2 separate regions of the Mus musculus genome follow, and region 2 is linked to region 1. The links are chromatin loops, found by intact Hi-C in ENCODE. Cell type or tissue: left cerebral cortex. All regions are shown on one strand. Links, peaks and the distances in the headings refer to the core of each region. The heading gives the core; the rest is flanking DNA.

Region 1 (11,362 bases), core at 1,383-9,382:
CTTCAGAGGAAAGCAAGTGCAATTTCACAGCTGCTTGGGTACCCACTCGAGTCCCTCATCACAATACCCATGATGACTTTTGTGATTAAGTCCCACCATCATTCCCAGCATGCCATTTGTCTCCCTTGTTCTCCCTAATAATATTTTTTAACCATTTCTCTTTATTTTTCATTGTCTATATCTGCCCATAAGAATAAAACCTCTCTGTCTCAGCTTCTATTGCTATGATAATCATCATGACCAAAGGCAACTTGAGGAGGAAAGCTATTTGCCTATGTGTCCTGATCACAGGTCATCATTGGAGCCAAGTAGAAGTTCAGGCAGGGAGATGGAGGCAGGAACTGAAGCAGAGACCATGCAGAAGCATTGCTTGCTCCCATGCTTTTTCATACAACCCAGACCCACCTGACTGGAGATGACACCACCCACAGTAGGCTGGGCCCAGCCTTCCCACATCAACCATGAATCAAGGAAATGACCCGCAGACTTGCCTACAGACAGGTGTGATGGAGGCATTTGTTTCAATTTGGGGTTCTCTCTTCCCAAACAACTGTAGCTTGAGTCAAGCTAACAAAAACTAGCCAGCACACTCACCAAGAACATTGCTTACATCACTGCTGTATACCTTGTCTATAAGAGGTACTGTGTGTGTGTGTGTGTGTGTGTGTGTGTGTGTGTGTGTGTGTGTGTGTGTATGTGTATAAAACGTGGACTGGGATAATCATGATAAACATTGAGTTAACTTGAAATTGACAGAAAGTGCATTCTCAGGAACATCAAGACTGTGCCCCTGTTCTTGAACATGATCAATGTTACCACCAAATATGAAACTAACCAATATTCTTACCAATGATAACACACTGTCCTGTTTATCCAAAGGAGCTGAGACATTTTGTCCATCCAAGAATCTTCACGTGGGTAGACATCTTTTGTCACAGTTTCCGAAACTTGAAGGCAATTGAAATGTCCTGTTAATGAATGAGCTCTAGCAAATTCAAAGAAATAGTATCCAGTGGCAATCGAAATAGTGTCATAGAAAGGCATGGAAGAATCTTAACTATAAATTGCTAAGTGAAGGAGACCCATTTAAATGGTGACACACCGTAAGATTCCAAAACCTGGCATGCTGGAAAGGCAAGACTATGAAGGTGGTGAAAAGATTGGGGTTTGGGGTGAACTGGCAAAGCAGAGATGACTTTCTAGCAACACCAGGGTATATTAAGGCAAACGCATCCCAACCCCAAACAGTGTACTGACCTAATGTGAATTCAATATAAATATGGTTTGGGGATATCAATATGTCTAGTTATATACATTCACTGTAAAAACCATGCACTGCATTTTGTGGAAGGTATCCAGAATAGAAAGGCTATTTATGTATAGAAACAGAATGTCAAAAATCTCCGCACTTTCCTCTCAAGTTTTGTGACCCTAAACCTACTCTTAAAACTGTTTCATCCTTAAAAACCCAAGACAAAAACTCTACAACAATCACTAGAGACCTGTATGCAGCTTTGCTTGGTTAGCTCTCTGCTACATTTTGTTCATTTCCAGGGGCGAACATCAAAGGATACTTACTCTCTAGAAGTGCATATTCATGCATTATGCTGCCACTCCCAATATAAATTCTACCTCAAAATCAGATTTTCTTTAACGTCTTTCAAATTTCTCTAAACGTATCACCGTCTTTTTAAAAAAGGGGGTGATTTTAATCAGTGTTGATTACACTTGACTATCCACCGTGCAGCTACACGTCTATGAGCAGTTCCCTTATTGTCCTCCGTGGGATCAAGACGGTATTTGACATCATCAGACTCCATTCATGCCTGTCTAAAGTTATCGTACTTAAAAGGAGTTCAGTATACCAGTGGAGGAAATGCCCTCAAAATATCCACAAACCCCACCTCTGGAATATTTAAAGTATCTTTTGTAAATATTGATTTCTTTTCTTTAAAGTGCAGATGACATTCTCTGGGAGAATACGGAAGTTTTATGTATATTATTCTAAGATATTAGGACTGAATGTCTAAAAATGACATTGGAAAGTAGTCTCATCCAAATTGGGGGGGGGGGGGCTGAACAATATACTCTATTATAACAGGATGCCTTTAAACATAATCCATCATTTTTGTCTTAAATCCCTACTGGTTCTCTAAGTCAGGTGTCATATGATGGCTAATTGCACACCTTAATAAAGTTTGGGTGGTGTAATCTTCAAAAAATATGATTATAATGGAATCATTTTATATGTTAACTTTGAAAATGTCAACAGCAGGGACCGAGTGGGGGACTTAGGAGGTCTATGCATTTGCCCATTTCAAAGCTTAGCTGTCAGGATAGGGCTGGGGGCAGCCTGCTGTGCTCCATGTTCTGTATAAACATTTCCAGACATATTTAGCAGATAATAGAGTTCCCACTGGGACTGTGTGTTCAAAGGCACCGTATTGTACCACCTACCATAAAAAGAGGTGGATGCCAAAGTGGGTTCTTGCCTGTTCTAAAGGATTTCCAAATATACAAAGCAAGGAAAAACTCAAATGCCCATCTTAAAGGAAAAGCTCTGAAAGCTTGCTGGAGGAAAGTACCGCAATGATCCAGGTCTGAGGAACACTCCGTGGCCATGCATCCTGCAGCAGGTCTGTGAAATCGTCTGACAACTTGAGAATTGAGGACTGGAATCCAATGCTTGCAGACTAACACCCATCAATTTGGGAAGCTCTGACATCAGTCTAGATTTTTGTGTGGGAAAATTAGACATAGTTAAAGTGACAGAAAACTATCTGTTTGTTCCTGTAGTTTATCTCCAAAGATTCTTCTGAATTTGACCTGAAACTAAAAAAAAAAAAAAAAAAAAAAAAAAAAAAAGTAGTCAAACCGAATTAAAACACAATCCTTCTGATTAACTGTATAGAAGGAAATATAGCTTTTAAGGGTTTGTACACATTAAATTCTCCAACAGCGAGAGGCACAGTCACAAAAATACTGTACTTTGGAATAATAAAAGAAAAAACATACCATAAGTTGATCCATATATATGTTTCACAAACAATGTTTAGCTGCCTACAATAGTCTGGTTGAGCAATATGCAAATGCTGAGAAATTTTATTATGTATACAAAAAATTAGGTTGTGCAATACACACACACACACACACATATAAATATATATATATATTCCACCTGTCTCAAAACCTATAGCTGAAGCAACCTCCCACTCCCCTCTAATTCCCTGCCTAGCTGTGACTGTAGTAGGCTGTTTGCTAACTTTTGTATTAAAAGTGTATGTTAGGAGTTACGGAGACAAAGTTAGAAGGAGAGACTGAAGGAATGACCATCCAGAAACTGCCCCACCTGGGGATCCATTCCATAAACAACCACCAAAACCAGACACTATTGCAGATGCCAACAAGAGCTTGCTGACAGGAACCTGAAATAGCTGTCTCCTGAGAGGCACTGCCAATGCCTGGCAAATACAGAAGTGGATGCTCACAGTCATCCATTAGATGGAGCACAGGGTCCCCAATGAAGGAGCTAGAGAAAGTAAGCAAGGAGCTGAAGGGGTTTGCAGCCCCCTGGGAGGAACAACAATATGAACTAACCAGTACCCCCAGAGCTCCCTGAGACTAAGCCACCAACCAAAGAAAACACATGGTGGGACTCATGACTCTAGCTGCATATGTAGCAGAGGATAGCCTAGTCATTGATTTATGAGAGGAGAGGCCTTTGGTCCTGTGAAGGTTCTATGCCCCAGTATAGAGGAATGCCTGGGCCAGGAACCGGGAGTGGGTGGGTTGCGGAGCAGGGGGAGTGGGGAGAGTATAGGGGATTTTTGGAGGGGAAGCTAGGAAAGGGCATAACATTTGAAATGTGAATAAAGAAAATATCTAATTAAAAAAAAGTGTAAGTTTAAACTTTTAAATGTTTGAGAAAAGATTCCTGTTGTGAAAAGGCTTGCATACTAATAAAACAGAAAGGTGCAAACACGATAACATGACTAATATGTTTTAATGGTGATAAACATGATAAACATGGAAAATGATCCACATTGTGACAACTGTGTTTGAGAAGGAAAGTGAGGCGTGCTGAAGTGAGGAGTTGCGTCTAGAAGCTACAAGAAGCCTCTGGAGGAGTGGAGCAAGGCTTCACTCACTGCTCAAGACCAGTGAGAGCAAACACTCAGATAACCGAAGCAACAGAAAGCTTGGCTACTATGAAGCCTCTTAAAACATTTTTTTTCACGGAGGTGACATTCCTTATGTTGATACCCTCTTCCATGAAACCTTGAGCCATCTTTGAAATAAAGCCTTTCAAAACGCCCAATGTTGAATCTGAGAAAGTTCCTTAACCCGGGGAGACGTTCTTCTAAAAACCTTCTCCTTCCCTTGCCTTTCACTGCCCCCTTGTGGTAATTCACTGACATGACATGGAAAGCCAACATGGAGAACTATCTCTAAACACTAAACACAGGTAGATTCCTTTTCTGTCTGAATACTTACTTTATCCTACTTTATTTTAATGCAAATTTCAGCCAAACTTGAATTCAAAACAATCTTATAAAGTAAAAAATACACCTCCACATAGAAAAATGCAAATAATAAAAACTCTCATTATTTGGCTAAGTTTTTAAAATCAGATATAGCTTTATCTTAGATAAAAAAAGAAAGTCAACCTCAGAGGCAATTAGTAGGGCCAGGCATCTTCTGAGATTCCAGATGGAAACCACACTGAGAAAAAAAAACTTTCTTTTTATACATCTTCCTTCTCAAACAACTAATTTCCCTACACATTCTTATCTCACCCCAAAGAAAATTACATTCGGCCCAAGTTTCAGCTCAAGAGTTTATTGCTAAACAAAAAAAAAAAAATGCTGCCCGTGATTTGTGAGGCAATTGAAGGGAAAACGCCCTCATCTATACCCAGCAGACGCTATTTCTTTGTTCCCTTGTACAGTTGCTGCCGAACTGCTTTCCATAAAGAAAAAATAAACATGATCTACGAAGGCATTAATAGATTTGATTATATTTGTATAGCAAATGGCTGGGCCAGCCTGCGCAGCCCGGGTCTTCTAAATGTTAATCCACTGGCTGTTCAGTGCTCAGCAGACTGCTGCTGAGACAGGGCACCAAAGAGAACCTCAACATCACACATTTGGAATAAGATTTGAATAACATTTGGAACCTGAAAATAGGACCCATGAAAATAATAATAATTAGCACATTATGCAAGTAATCTTCAAAAAGAAAAAGTAGGAAAGTATGTAGGAACAGTGGGACTCAAGGTCACAGGGCAAAATACAAATCTATGACGATGGGACTGGGACCACATTTCATAGGACCAATGAGATCCAGCTAACAAGCCCTCCATGTCATTTGAAAGCATGTGTCAAGTTCCATAAATGCCTACCTGTATCTCTCTATCCTCTCCCTATGCTGGTCTCCTCTCCTGACTCTACTCTAAGCCTGTCACTTGACTAATTCAAGAATGGGCCCCACCTTGAATATCATTTTCCTTCAAAAGGAAAATAATTACAATTTAATACTTCCTTTGAAGTTATCAAAGAAGCAGTGTGCTGTGGTCACAATAGAAATTCAATCAAAAGTGGGAAAAACTTTGCCTCAAGAATTTTGTTAGTCAACAAAAACATCCAAGAGCAAATTTTTCTTTGGGGCCAGGCTTACCTTTGCTCCAACTCTTAGAGCAGAAGTAGACTGGGTAGACAAATAAATGTCCCCGGATATACAGATTGGATAGAACTGATAGGTATAAAACCATACCAACTTTAGCCCAGGTTAGCTTTTAATACTTAAAACCCGCTGTAGTTGCAGTGATTTTGGTCTCCGAAAGGAATAACTATGTTTTAACTCAGAGTATTAGCAAAACAAAACAGAGAACAGCATTTCTTAAAATACCCTAAATCTTGAAGGCATTACTTTAAAGATCATCCTTACTATCTCTTTTTATGCTGAAAGGAATATAGTATAGCGATGGGCTTAGAAAGTAGGTGACTTCTCTGTTTTTGTATAATTGTAAGAAATTTAAAGTGCTAGAAAGATGTGGAGAGACTTGAGAATCATTCAGTTTTCTTTATGCTTTGTAGCCAAATAATATAGCATATTCTCTTTCTCCTAAATAGCCTTTCATATTAGATTTTTATAATAGGCATTCTTGGTGTTGAAAACTTTTACTGGACCCTACTGTTAAATCATCCGGCAGCCAAACTAAGAATACACTTAGGTGTCTGCTGAGGTTGTGATGGCTGTGTTCCTTCAAAATTCATGTGCTGAAATCACCCAAAGTGATGGTGCCAGGAGGTGGGGGTGTAAGTAGTGATTAACAGGGAGAAGACTGCATGAAAGGGATTAGTTTCCTTACGAAACAAGACCAAAAGAAAGCCTTCATTCCACCACACCTTCTAACATGCAAGCAAGACAGAAAACTAGCAAGCATCCCATCGGCCTTGTCCTTGGGTTTGCAAGCCAGCAAAAATATTTGAAATGAAGTTGTGTGTGTGTGTGTGTGTGTGTGTGTGTGTGGTTTTGCAGCCCAAATTAATAATAAAAAGTCCAAGAAAAAGAGACTTCCAAGGGAAGAAGGAGGGGGGGAAGAGGGACATGGAGAATCTGATATGTGATATTTAAAAGTATAAATCATGATATGGAAAATACAAAAAGCCACTGGGCATCTGTTCACTTGTTTATTCATATCATTGTGTTATTAGCAACAGAATAGCATCATGAGTAACAGTGTACACTCTGGAGTCAAGCTACCCAGCTGTACCATAAACTAGTTGTGAGGTCCCACCCCCGGAAAACTGATACTAAAAATAGTCCCTGTGTCAAGGATCAGGGTCTGGAGAAGGAGTAGAAGACACCATGTCAGAAAGGGAATGAGAAGAAGCTCTTGAAGCAGGCCAAGATGGTGGATGACAAATATCCGACTTTAGAACAGAAAACAAGAACAGACGAAACTGGAGAAATGGAAAACAAAGACCCCGAGAAAGGCCCTCTTGCTGATGGTGGAATTCAGAAAGCTGGCCAAAGTTAAGCTATTAAACAACCTTGAGAACAACGTGGAATCTGTTGTACATTGCAATACACTCTCCCAGGTCTTAGACTTGCCCTGAGAAGTGATGTACAGATGCCTTGGCAGTGTTTAGCATCAAAGAACAGCTGCACGCCTGTGTTATTACTGTTCCTCCATAGCCTGCTTTTATCCTGGCTCCAGAGGGAGGAGGAGGAGCTCAGAGCGCCTCACCTTGTACTGCTCTAGATCCAGACATTGCCTCACTGTGGTGAACAATAGGTTGCTGAATATACCGGATATCTTCCAGAAACCCACTGGTGGAGGCTAAATTGTTCAGATCGAAAGGACTTTACAACTGTGCTCTCTGTCTTCACCAAAAGAAACCACACAATCCACCAGGACAATGACTGATATCTGTAATAGAAAGTTGTGGCCTTGGTTCTGGGTACCTGTTACAATGGCTGAGGACACTGAAAAGTTATTTGCTTCTTCCATGCATAGGTTTATCAAATTAAGTAAGCTTGCCAATAAGACAGAGAAATGGTAAGAATAAAATCAAAACATCACTTTGAATACCAAATGGAGGCCACTTGGAAGATGCAACTTGGATCATAAACAACCTTTCAGAGTTGATAGGGATTGTATTCTCAGGCTGAAACCCACCTTCCTAGGAATGAAGTCAAAGGGTCAGAAATGTCTTTATAGAAAATCCTTCATCCTGAAAACCAAGGCTTATGGTGGAAATTTTCCCACTGCAGCATTTCATAGCTCCCTCTATTCATTGGGTTTAACAATTAATCATATAATCAAATGAAATACAAATATCTTGCAGAAGAGAGATGTCCTCTTCTCTTTTGGGGTGTGGGGGATAGGGGTGGGGGATAACAGAAAGACCCAGATGTTCTCCAACAAAGGAATGGATATAGGAAATATGGTATATTTACACAATGGAGTACTACTTAACTATTAAAAACAATGAATTCATGAAATTCTTAGGCAAATGGATAAAACTAGAAAATATCACTCTGAGTGAGGTAACCCAATTGCAAAAGAAAACACATGATATGCACTCACTGATAAGTGAATATTAGCCCAGAAGTTCCAAATAGCCAGGATACAATTTACAGACCACATGAACCTCAATAAGAAGGAAGACCAAAGTGTGGATGCTTTGGTCCTTCTTAGAAGGAGAACAAAATACAGGAGCAAATATGGAGATAAAGTATAGAGCAGAGACTAAAGGAAAGGCCACCCAGAGACTGCCCCACCTGGGGATTCATCCCATATACAGTTACCAAACCCAGACACTATTGTGGATGCCAAGAGATGTTCTCTTCTGTCCTCACAGTACCCTTCCCACCTCTCCAAGGACATTTCCCAGTATCAACCACAGTTCTTCCTAAACAGACTTCCTGAGAAATTAGGCTTTGCCTCAAGAAGACTCTGATTTGGGTCAGATTAAGACAAATCAAAAGTCATTCAATAAACAAGACTGAAACTCAGGTCCTTTCCATTCCCAATCAATTCTTTTATAAGACCGCATACTGCTGTTAGAATAAAAAGTATATTAATAAAGCACCAACAGTAGAAATTCCAAACGTTTTCATTTAAAGACTTTCCCATTATCATCATCCCAATGAGAATTTGAAGATCATGATTAAGTTTCTCTTCAAGTTAAAGGCAAGTAGATTAAAAGTCAACATCAAAAAGTTTTCCCTAATGAATTTAATACTTTGTTTACTCTTGAAATTTGTACTACAATTACTCATTGTATGATAGTTAATACTGTCAGCATGAAAGGACCTAGAACCTCCTAGATTACAAACCTATCATAGGAGAAAGCAAGCTGGGCATATATACTCTTCACTCTGTTTCCTGGCCACAGCCGCTACCTGACCAGCCACCCAAGTTCCCACCTCCATGACCCCACACCATAATGGAATATACCCTCAGATGGTAAGCCAGGACAAACACTCTCTTCCTTAAGTTTGTGGTTGTTGTTGTTGTTGTTGTTGTTGTTGTTGTTGTTGTTGTTGGACATTTCATCACAGCTGCAAGAAATTGATACACAGCCTTTAGAGACAGTTTGCCTGTGTCCTTTGGCAACCACAGCTTGGGGTTAAACCTCTCCAGGAATCTGTCCTGGTTCTCTCTACAGTTTCACCTAAAAACCAACTGAGTCTACCTTTCTCTTCTAATGGACCAGTTACATTACACAGTCACCCTAGTCTTCTTGACCACTTCTGGTCCAGGATGTTATTGGTCCCGTAGGCATCTTTGACTCACTCCTCAGAACAAGATCTGCGTTGTTTCTCCATGTACGGGGTCAAGTTCTGAATTTGATGCTCAAGTAGTTACTTTTACATGGAGCTTTAAATTTCACAGATTGTTTGGCATTTATAAGCCACTATACATCTGATTTATCATTGATAAATTATTTTTAAGTATTCTAGGCATACGTACTAATTGTCAAGATTTTTTTAGTGATTATGTGATTGGTTTTTTTTTTTTTTTTTTTTTTTTTTTAGATTCTGAAAACTACTCCCCAGTTTTGCAGGCCTGGATGAGTTACATCACTCTTTGAGTATATTTTGTTTTTAAAATAAAATCATAATTTTCCTATTGTAAGCGTGTATTACTTTTCTGAGATTGCCTTAATAGTAGCTTAAAACACCTTATTTTCTCCCAGTTTTGAAGGCTACAAGTTCAAGTCTGAGATACCATTATGGTTGCTTCTTCTGAACTCTACCTCACTAGATATCACATACAATATTTTCCCTCCAAGTTCTTGTGACCTATCGTCTTTGTTCATCTGTACCCTCATTTCTCAACTGCTCATAAGGGAATTTATCAGACTGTGTTAAGGATGATCCTTAAGAGTATGTTAATACTAACTGAAAGACCCACAAAGTGAGGACTCCCCCACGTTCTGACTCAGGAGAGGCGACACCCCAAATCACTCACAAGAAACAGTCTAGATGCAAACCGCAAGAGGACTTTTTATTCCAGGCACACTCTGGGGCCCACAGTCGTACACCACATAGGGGTAGAAGACTGAGGACCACGAGTGCAGAATTAGGACAGCTTTTATGGGGTTACAACAAAGCCCACACTTCGCAAACCAATCATGTCATAACATCAAGAGCACAGTGTGGGCCAATCGATTTGTACCACTCCATAGTTTTTAGGTCAATCATTTTAAATTATCAAGCCCGTGCTCCTGGGGCCAATCAGTTTTCTATGGCCCCTGCAGTCAGCATTTGCACGGGTTCCTGGGTGGGGGCAGCAAAACGTAGTTTCAGTGTGTAATCTTTCCTTCTATGGTGCAAGCGGTTTACAGAAGCTAAATAAGCGGTTAGTCAACTCATTTTCTGTTATCTTACTAGGCCAGGATTATGTATTCACAGAAAAGCAGGCCCTGGAGCAGGAAGAAGTGTAACCTTTTACCTCTACTATGGCAGGGAGCAGGATCTGGATTTTCTATCCTTTCACTAACTACATCTCTTAATCTCCTATCTCCAAATTCAGTCATCTGTGATCCTAGGGGTTAGGAGTTCTACATGTGAGTGTGAGGTATGCAAATTAACTAATTTTAAAAGAAAGGTGATTTCATAAGGAAAGAAATTGTGCTGTTAAAGCCTTACGTGCAGGCGTCCTGATGTATACTCCTGGCGTGCAGGGTAGCTCTTGCTTTGATTTAGGCACTTAATATCTGCTCAACTAAGAAAACGAAGTAAGCCCTTTCACTCCTTGTTCACTGACTGACTTCAAATCACACTTTAAAAGAATTCAAGGGGGCGTGGTATAGGGGACTTTCGGGATAGCATTTGAAATGTAAATGAAGAAAATGTCTAATAAAAAATTGAAAAAAGAATTCATGGCATTCTTATTTGCATGAAAATCTCAGCATGGAACCCATTGTGCCTTTTTTTTTCTTCTTATTCTCCACCACATCCATTCAGTAAAGAGCCTACAGAGCTCCCTAGCAAACTCTTGCTGACAGACTTCCTGCTCCCACTCTCAGTAAATTCTTGCCTGATAATTCTTATTCTGTTTGAGAACACGGGTTAAATAGTAATTAATTGGGGGTCCTCTCAAAAACATACACTAATGAAAATAACAAGCCGAAGTTACAGAGAATGGCCTCAAATTTACAATGAAGCCTGAGATGATCCTCAACTCTGATCTTACTGCCTCCACCATCCAAATGCTAGGATTCCAGGCCTCTGCCACCAGGTGCCACCACACTGGATGCCCAGACCTTCATAGAGGCTACAAGCCTAGCTCACAGAAGCTGTTCTGCATCTTGAAATATATTTAACAGAGTGAGCTGAAAAATCT
Region 2 (9,376 bases), core at 1-8,000, 1.5 Mb before region 1:
ACTGAATAAGTTCAGGGCCACCTCCAAAAATTCAAGATTGTTGCCACAGCCATTTTACTTATTAAATTTCTTAAAATTGTTCACTTGTTGATGCACTTATGAATGCTGTCCTCCTGCATCCATCTGAAAATAAAATGTTCTGCTAAGATGCTTGTAATTTTATTTTTAAGTAAACGTTTGCACACCTTAATGCAGACTAAGTGTTTCTTCCAAGTGCCGTTTGTAAATATACATTACAAATGAACAGATATTGATTGCATAGTTTGTTTAGAACGCAGTTATCCAGTAAAGATGGATTTCAGAAATAATCGGAATAACGAGTGTAAATGATAATTCACATTTATTTCTTCCTGCCTGACACTTTATTACATAATCATATAATGTACATCTGTATTATGTAATGTATACACATATATGACTGAAGAACCATTAAGCATTTATGGAAGTTGCAGACAGCAAATTCTATGAATTTTATAAATTTCATGAATCAATTCATTATTAAGTTTAGCATGCCAACAAAATATTTCAGTATATGACCTTCCAACTTTCTTTCATTAAAAACAAGCGGGTGGTATGTTTCAGCTTATTTATTAAATAAACAATAAAGAGTAATGCTAAGAATCTTTCAATGTATGTCACTGCTCCATTTTTAAAAGCAGTGATAAAGAAAATGTAAAGCAGAAAAGAATCCACATTTCGAAAAACAGAAGGATCTGGGATGGGATTATAGATGATGTCCTGTTGGGTAATGAAGGAATGAATTGGACAGACAACCTCAAATAGCACTAATATTAAATCTTTAACTACACACCACAAAATGTTCCCCGAACAGCAGGCACACTTGATTCTGGATGTCTTCAGAGCACAAGGTTGCTTTTGTTAGCTCCTCCAGCCCTCATCTGCATGTAACCAAGTCAGCTGTGTGGTTTACTAGCTGGGTTAGACTGCACAACCTGTGGGTGTTAAAGCTCATGCTTGCATGGCCCTATTCCCCAAGATGCAAGTTTTGCTTAGGGTACCATTGGAGAGTTGAGCTATTTCCCTTCTTCCTTCCTGTTCCTTCTGCTTGGTTTTTGATCTCCTTAGTCTTGGCCCCCATTCACATTGGGTGTCACACTCCCTGATAATTTATTTCTTCAGTTCTTTTATAGAGACTTCCTTGAGTCCAGTCCCCTGCCCCATTGTATACATAGTAAGGGGGGTTATAGAAAGCTGCTTCAAATGACTATGTAGAGAAAAGGATGGGTGCTGTTAGCCTTAAATCCTTTTGAAGTTCAATCAGGATGGCCCTTTGGTTGGAAAAAAAAAACGGATAAAAGCCCCTCCTTCCTTTCCCTCTCTCCTCCCCCCTCTTCCTCTATCCTCCCTTCCCCAACACCTCCCCCACCCCCCTGCATTAGCCCTCTCAGAGCATTTGGACTTCTAATCTAATGGTCTTAACATAGGACCTTAATAAAAGGTCCAAGTGTAAAACAAACAAACAAACAAACAAACAACGACAATAAAATAAAATCACCACTTAAAAACTTTACAGAGAAAAAAATAGGCATCTTGTTTGGCTTAAGCATGAAGCATGTCTTATTACACAGATATCGACAGATACCCATATTCCTTTGAACAGATGTTTAATAATAAACATAGTGAGAGAGTGAGTGGGGTGGGGTGTGAGTCTCCATCTGCCCTGCTTTCTCTGGGTTCCTTGGGAACTGGCAGCACTAGTGGTTACCAGCTCAGCGTCTTCTACAGCAGACTGAATCTATGCTAGTCACGAGGGCATATACTACTGTGCTGCTGCTATTTCATCTTTCAGGTCCAGCATCTCCTGTTCCCAAGTGCAGGGGCTTATTTGAGATTTTACCCCTCTCAGGAGTCTCATCCACAGCCCAAAGCTTAAAACCTCAGGCTTCTAAACAAGAGGACAGGGTTTTTGATGATTCTACAGTGAAGTCGACCACTCCTGGTAACCAGAGAATCTGGTCTGAGATGCTGAGCGCCTTTCCACATGCTCCACCCTCCCCCGTGCGAAGGCTTGAGCTGAGACCAGAGCAAGCCATTATGTATGAAAGAGGAGCAGACCTCAGGGTCTGAGAGGACCCGGGGCGAGGCCATGTAATGGACCAAGACTGGTTTGTCAGAGGCTGAGACCAGCTCAAAGAAAAGAACACAGGTAGTGTTCCTGTCTCCAGATTTACTCTCCAGGAGGAACGCAAAACAGTCCGGAGCAGAGAATTAGGGATTGGAGGGTTGGGTACTTCAAGACCTGGTGCCTCTGGCTAGGACAGATCTTCTCTCACCAGATAAGCTGTAGTGGGATCCATGAACAACTTCTTGGTATCCACACTGCCTGTCTCTCTCAACACTATCCCACCTTCCCGCCTTCCTCTACCTTTGCTTTAGAGTGTTAATGACCCCCCCCCCCAGATGGAAGGGCATCCATCCTTTTCTGCCTTTCACAACCCCCTTCCTCAAAAATTAAAGTTCTTGTTAAACAGCTTGTAAAACAGCCAGTGGTGCTCTAAATAACAGCTACCGGGTCAGCCACTTTCTCCAAAATAAAATTACCAGCCAGCCTGAAATCGTCTTCCAACATCAGCACCAAATAAAGGTTTCTAAAACCCACACACATCCTATGAGCCTTGTTGTCATCTCTCTCAGTAATCCGGACGTGTCACTTCTCCAGGTTCTCAGGACCCAACCGCACCCAACCTCCCAGCTCAGGTCTCAGACCTCTTTCCGTCAGCCTTCCAACTTCCCAACCCCCAATCAGCCTCAGACCACAGGCAGGTTCTTTGCCTGGCGAGCACTCTGCAGCTATGTCAAACAATGCAACCAAAGATACCAGAGAGATCCGGAAACGCCAGCAAAAGCGGACAAACATTAATTGGAGATGAAGAGCGGGGATTTAGTCTCCGCAGCGGCGCTTGGAGCGCTGCGACCGGCTGACACAAGCTCCACCTCACCCATCCACCCCAGGGCGCCTTGGTCCCCACCTCCATTTCCCTACCTTCGTTGCTGGGGCTGGCCAAAAGGGTCCGGAGCGCCGCACACAAGAGAAGGCACGTCCAGAGGGGGCCCTTTAGAGGTGCCGAATAGCAGCCTGCCAGAGAGGCAGGGACGCGGGGGGTGTCGTCGCCGCCACCTCTGCCCTGGGTCCGTCGGTGTCCCGCACCGCGGGGCCCGGAGCCCCGCATTTTCTACTACCCTCTTCTGCCTCTTGTGTCCTGCGTGGCTCAGCCTAAGGTTCAGGCTTGGTGGAAGGGGCGAGAGAGACGTGGAACTCCTCCTCCTGGTGGGGTCCTGTACCTTCTGGCTCTCGACCCCTCTAAATGCGGGAATCACAGATCCGCAGAGACCGCTGAAGAAGTTTGCTTCTGGCTCCTGTCGCCCTCCCTTTCAGTTGGATAAGATGAATTAGAAGTTCTGATGGCTAGTACAGTCCTGGGTGGGCTCGGTCAAGGGTCTGTAGAGGGTCGGGAGTCCCGCTTCTTTGCCCTTTAAGACTTTTTCTTTTTCTGGCACCCCCCTTCTTCTTCTTCTTCTTTTTTTTTTTTAAGTGCCACCAGGGTCGGAGTGGTGGTGAAGGTTCCCTTTCAGTCTTCAGTGCCGATATGGACGAGATTAAAGAAGACGAGTCATCTTAAATCAAGATGATGTTTTCAATAAAAGAGAGAGAGAGACAGAGAGAGAGACAGAGAGAGAGAGAGAGACAGAGAGGAGGGAGGAGGGGGGAATCAAGCAGAGTGTCTACGGATCAAGGGGAGAAGAGTAGAGCAAACGGTGTGTGGCAAACACCGAGTAGAGTGGAGCCCAGGCAGCAAGCGATCTAGAGAACTGGAGAGGCTGGCAGAGGGAAGTCAAATCGCTGCGGGCTGAGCTCGGCCGGGGGCGGTGCGACCGGCGGAGCGGGCTGGAGCGCGGGCCCGAGAGCGCAGCAGAGCCCGGAGGCTCGAGCCGCTGCGGTTCCCGCTGCTCAGCGCGGAGGCGGAGTGCGCGGCGACCAGGGCGAACCGGCGACTGCACCCGCGCGGCGCTCGCTCGCTCGCTCGCTCGCTCGCTCCTGCTGTGTCTGGAGCTCCAGCGTCTCCCCGAGCCTCCCGACTCCGCGCCTCCCACCTCCTCCCTCCGCCCTGCGCTCCCCCGCCCTCTGCTGCTCGCGGCCTCGCCAGTGACAAGCTACTGTAAGTGTGACTCGCTTAAACGAAGTCGCACACCCACAGAGGGAAGTAATCTGCAGGCTGCCGTGGTGAGTGTTGCCTAGCGGTCTCTGAGAAAGGCGCGTCTTCCTCCCGGGATAATTAGGGTAAAGAATCCTCGCTACAGTGCCTGCGAGGACCAGAGGTCCCTGAAGGAGGAAGGGAAGCCAGCCCTAGCTCAGACCGCAGCAGGAGGATCAGTGGGTCCCTGAGTCTGGCATAGCGCCTGCTGCCCTTTGCAGACTGTGGCACCAACAACCTTGTCGTCATATAACAGCACATTCACAGGCTCTGCTGGTCCGTGGATAGTTTCTTTAACACCTATGCCCCTCGGTTCCTTTGACCCTTTCTGTTCTTCTGGAATAAGATAGTCACTCAACGCTTTCTTGAGAAGTAAACTGTAGACTAAAGTCAGGGATAGCAGGTCGCTTTGAGATCTCAGAGAATCAAAGAATTTGACTGTTGGCATTTGTACTAGGCTAGGCACTCTATACTACATGAAGACTTAATTCATTTATTTCAGTGATAGAATACTTTAGTATTGAAATTACGTAATGGGAAAACATGCAGTTAACTCCAATGAAATTAACATGGGTATAATAATGTCAGAGCTTTAACATTTTTAATTATTTTAATTGCCCGTGGTTCATTACACTGAAAGAATAACAAATAACCAGGAAAACGCAGCTGAAGGGCATCTCCGTTTTTCTGTGCTTCCCCTGTGTTGTGTCAACCTGCTTTAACATCCATCTTCAATTTACTCGTTCATTGTTTCAAAAAGATACACAAGAAGGGGAATTTTAGAAGGCCAGCTCTCAATATCAGAATACAAAGTATCTCCCAAAATGTGTGTGTGTGTGTGTGTGTGTGTGTGTGTGTGTGTGTGTGTTTTAAAGAAGAAAGGCATTTCATTTAATTCCGGCCTTTGATAACTACTTTTAAGACTGGGCACCTGCTCACACTCACTAGTCTGTTGATGCCTTCAAAATAAATTTGTCACAATGGTTAGACGGTGCCCTATGGGTTTTGTTTAGATGCGTTCAATAAAGGAGAAAGAAACACTGCAGCGGTGGCACACTCGTTTAAGGAGATGGACGCTCATCTTTGACCCCCCCCCCAAATGTTTTGGCAATAGGAAGCCGAAAACAGATTCATTCTATTATAATGTTCTTCGAATGCATGAAGCCAATATAGAGGAGTGGCAGTGAATCTGTCTTCCAGTTTGGCTAAGAGCCTCACTTCGAGATGGAAAGTTAAAATTTATGGGTCTATTTGAAGACCATTCAAAATACGAGTCTTTCCTCCACCTTGGTTTATAGCTGAGTTACTTAAGAATTTCAACACGGAATAGCAAGGAAGAAATCTAAGGCCTTGCAGTCCACAAGAAAGCTAGAACAAGACATGGGCAGTTCGGTGGCCTCTGAGTATGTGCTTTACGTCTTTGAACTCAGCATTCTTATTAGTGAGATCGATCGGGAATTTACAGAGTCTTCAAGTTTACACAGCCTTCTTTACAGTGTGTGTGTGTGTGTGTGTGTGTGTGTGTGTTTGTGTGTGTGTGCCTGTGAGTGTGTATCTGTGCTACCACTCTAGAGTAGTAATAATGTGTAATTATTTAATATCAATTGCATATAAATCAAATATATTTACCATAGAGTTTATATTCCGGTGTTACAAAAGCCTTAGACAAACTTTCTGTGTTATGATTTGGTAAAATTTGAAATTTGATGTTTGCTTTCACTGAAATATCTCATGCTTCTCTGATTTTGATGCCTGATATTCCTTTCCGTAGAAGTTTCCTCTACTCACACATTAGATTTCCTCACTCTACAGTGCATTGCTCCACAGCTAGTACTGATGCTCAGATATTCAGGCCTAAGGTTTTTCTGACAAGATACCGGGGGGTGGTGGGGGGGTGGTGGGGGGGGGTTGTTTCTTGAAGGATCCACAGCTTGGAGTTTCTATCAAACAATACAATATCAACATTTTCCAAATGTAAAACTAAAGATATTTGTCTAAGTACATACACAGATTATAATACATAACATATACATTTATATATGTAATAACGAAACAAATATAGTCTAAACCAAGCATTCCCAAGAATTTTTTGGACATTGGTCATATATGGCTTTAAAAGTGTAATCTTCCACTCAAGATGAAAGATTTAAGTGATTCAGAATGCCTAATGTAGAACCGTTTTTATTGTCCGAGTATTTGTTAAATAGTATTTAAATTTGATGTCCCGTTTTCCTGAAATGTCTCAAGCTTCTCTGATTTTGATGCCCGGTACTCTTTTCCGTAGAATTTTTCTCTATGCATACATTAAATTTCATCACTATATACATATTTTGAAAGAGATAACAGCTGTAAAAGGAGATCCCAAAGACAATGATTATTTTTATCAAAGATTGTTAGTCAGAGAATACTATGGTAGTTGTTTGGCATTGGCCTCAATTTCAAAGGAGCTGCACTCGGCCATATGGTATTTTCTTGGCATATAATTAATCTTTGCCCACACTGTGGAACCAAGGCTTTGGGTAAAACTAGAGTTGTATTTTTCTTTCATACCTACAGTGTTGCGCCATAAAATGTTAGCCCATCTTACTGGGTTGAATGTTCTAGTATCTGTATTTGTCATAAAAATTATGTTTCAAGATGAGAATGTCTCTGATTTCTTCTTAAATCTTTGCTTTTCTACTGTGATGGATTATTATTTAGGTTTGTTTGCAAATTTATTTGCTCTTAGAAAAAATTATGTACGGTAACCTTGACAGAACACCCTGAGAGTTGAGTGCCTTGTATTTTCAATGTTGTGGATATAGTGAATAAGTTAAAAGCTTGCATTTATCTTCTTTACGCTCAAAACAGAATAAAAGCAGTCATGGTACAAAACATTATCTTATTTACTGAAAATTTACTGTGTATGAAGTATTACTTGATTTCACATTAATTACTTCAGCCATAGTGTGGGTGGATATAATTATTAGTCCAATGTTAATGAGAATAAAGAGGAAAGGAAGGTAGCTGACCTGACTAGTCATATAGCTGGTAGAACATTTGAATTTTAACACATGTTCTGGCTTTATTAAAAAAAAAAAAGCTGGTGCAACAGAAGTAAGGGATAAATGAATTACTGTATAATGTTGAATAAACAGAAACAGTGATCTCAAAACTCCACACTAATCAGAACAATTTGATAAAAATACGTGTCTATGATTGACTTAAAGCAAAATCAAATAATACATTAAGTAAAGGATGAAGGAAGAGGTAAATAAAGAAACTAAAGATATAAATAATCTCAATTTGGAGACAAAGATCAACAACCACAAACATGTATTCTATAATTGTGTGTGTGTGTGTGTGTGTGTGTGTGTGTGTGTGTGTGTAGTGAAGATAATGTGCCATCAGGATTAAGATCTGTAGACAGCTAACATTAGCCCAGATAAATGGCATAGAACTCATGCATAAAACATTGTAGAAAACAACAATCTCTGTAATCTTTTAATTTAAATGATTTTTGTCATTATGTAATTCTTTTCAGGGAGAATTTTGTAAAAAGTAATAGTAGGGCAAATAAAAGATGGTCTAAAGAAACTATAAAACACCACAATGAAGTTATTCTTTTTAGGATTTCTATTTGCTGCATGATGATGTCAATTATTTTGATCTGAAAGAAACTATTCATACTATATTTACGCAATCAAGTCTCTAAGGTTCTGAGACACAATAGCAGTATACTTCAATATATCCTGGCTTTTTTAGTAAATGTGGAATAATTTATTCAAAGTTACGTCAATAAAACATTTTCCCCTAAAAACCTAGATCTAAGTCTCTCTATTAATGATCCACATTTCTAAGATTTAATGGGACCTATATTTTATTTACAGGTTGTTGGTTATCAGCTAGCACTTTAAAATCCAGTGAAAAATCGCATTTTATAAAATTAGTAGACAAGACTCAGGAGATGGCTTAGTTGTAAGAAGTACTCACTGTTATTCCAGAAGATTTGGTTCCCAGCACCCACAACAGGTGGCTGGTGCCCACTGCTGGATCTGTAGGCACCCTCACGGCATATGTATACGCACTGACACCACACATGACCATCAATAGAAACACAAAAGAAATAAATGTGAAATAATTGAGTAAAGGTTCCGAAATATAATTTCATTTTTAACAAAAATTCAAAACGTTACCCTAGAAACTGAATTTACTAAATACATATATCATTATCACTAGAATACTTTTCCTTTCTTTGGCTTTTAAGAATAGAATAGAGCCTTCACACTGTTATTAAAGGAATTTTGTGGTAAAGGAGGAAAAGATGTTCATATAAATCACTGTGAGCCCAAAAGCCACAGTGGCTCATGCTGGTTTATTCTTTAATCATCCACACACCGATGATAGAAGTTTGAGAAAATTGTACCACAGTGCAAGGCCAAGGCTGCTACAGCTTATGAGGAACCAAACTGTCTTTCTAGGATGTTCTTTGGCAGTTGTGCTTGCCTCCAGCATCTTGGACAACTGGTGTCATGTAAAGAAGTGGACAGTGAAATAATAAGGACTCTTGAGGCTAAAGAACTAGGAAAGCATCCTCAGAATGATGCTATTGTGCCTTCTAAAATCCCATTAAATTCTGGGCAATCTCCTGAACTGAATGTATTTCACAGAATGTGAAAAAATAACTCTGGTAAGTTCCATAGTCTCAGGACAGAGTATTACCCTCAGTATACTGCTGTCTTAACAGCACAGCTAATTGACTCACATGGTATCATATTTTATAACATAAGTGGCAGTTTGCTAGGAGCAAAAATTACTAGACTTTCTCAGTGGCATGAGGAAAAACAGAGCCCCACATAGGGTTTGCTGCTATTGTTTATAGCCTGGGAAACAAGATTCTAGGTAAGACTCAGCAATGACAGTCTTGTGTGCTTCCTGGTGACGTGTTAATTAGAAGCATCATTCGAAGCATGTTTTAATAATATTATCATGCCTTTCTAACATGGCTAATTAATTAAGCCTAGTAACTTTGAAATTTTTTCCACAAATTAGTGAAAATGGGCTAAACATTAATGTTGGGCAATATTGATGGATATAAATACATAATTCCATGGTATACAATAAGAAGATGAAGGGATGAATGTGTGGAAATATATCATAACAAGGCAATATTACAGATCTCT

Evidence for each region. Hi-C counts contacts between places; a loop is a spot of excess contacts. Peaks named below come from ENCODE experiments on the same cell type or tissue, not always from the same donor. Only the 100,000 strongest peaks of a DNase experiment are listed, where the experiment ranks them.
Region 2: a loop joins it to region 1, with 2.2 times the contacts of the local background. A loop is called at or near these places in 2 of 42 quality-filtered maps.

The regions. Positions count from the first base shown.
Region 1 is chr5:85,932,723-85,944,084 of GRCm38, forward strand. No RefSeq gene overlaps it. Among named protein-coding and RNA genes, the nearest start is that of Gm24626, 110 kb to the left of the region's middle. In left cerebral cortex, for the core only: a CTCF peak has its summit at 4,424 (motif pointing left); a DNase peak (open chromatin) is centred at 4,372.
Region 2 is chr5:84,413,315-84,422,690 of GRCm38, forward strand. It overlaps Epha5 (Eph receptor A5), which reads right to left and starts at 4,068. Exons shown (of 16, transcript NM_007937.3): 1 at 3,005-4,068. The coding sequence starts at 3,191. Gm42163 reads left to right here and starts at 3,424. Exons shown (of 4, transcript XM_030254978.1): 1 at 3,424-3,462; 2 at 3,800-4,243. The coding sequence starts at 3,424. In left cerebral cortex, for the core only: a CTCF peak has its summit at 4,259; DNase peaks (open chromatin) are centred at 965, 1,785, 1,954, 2,915 and 3 more places; H3K4me3 peaks cover 4,768 bases; H3K27ac peaks cover 4,463 bases.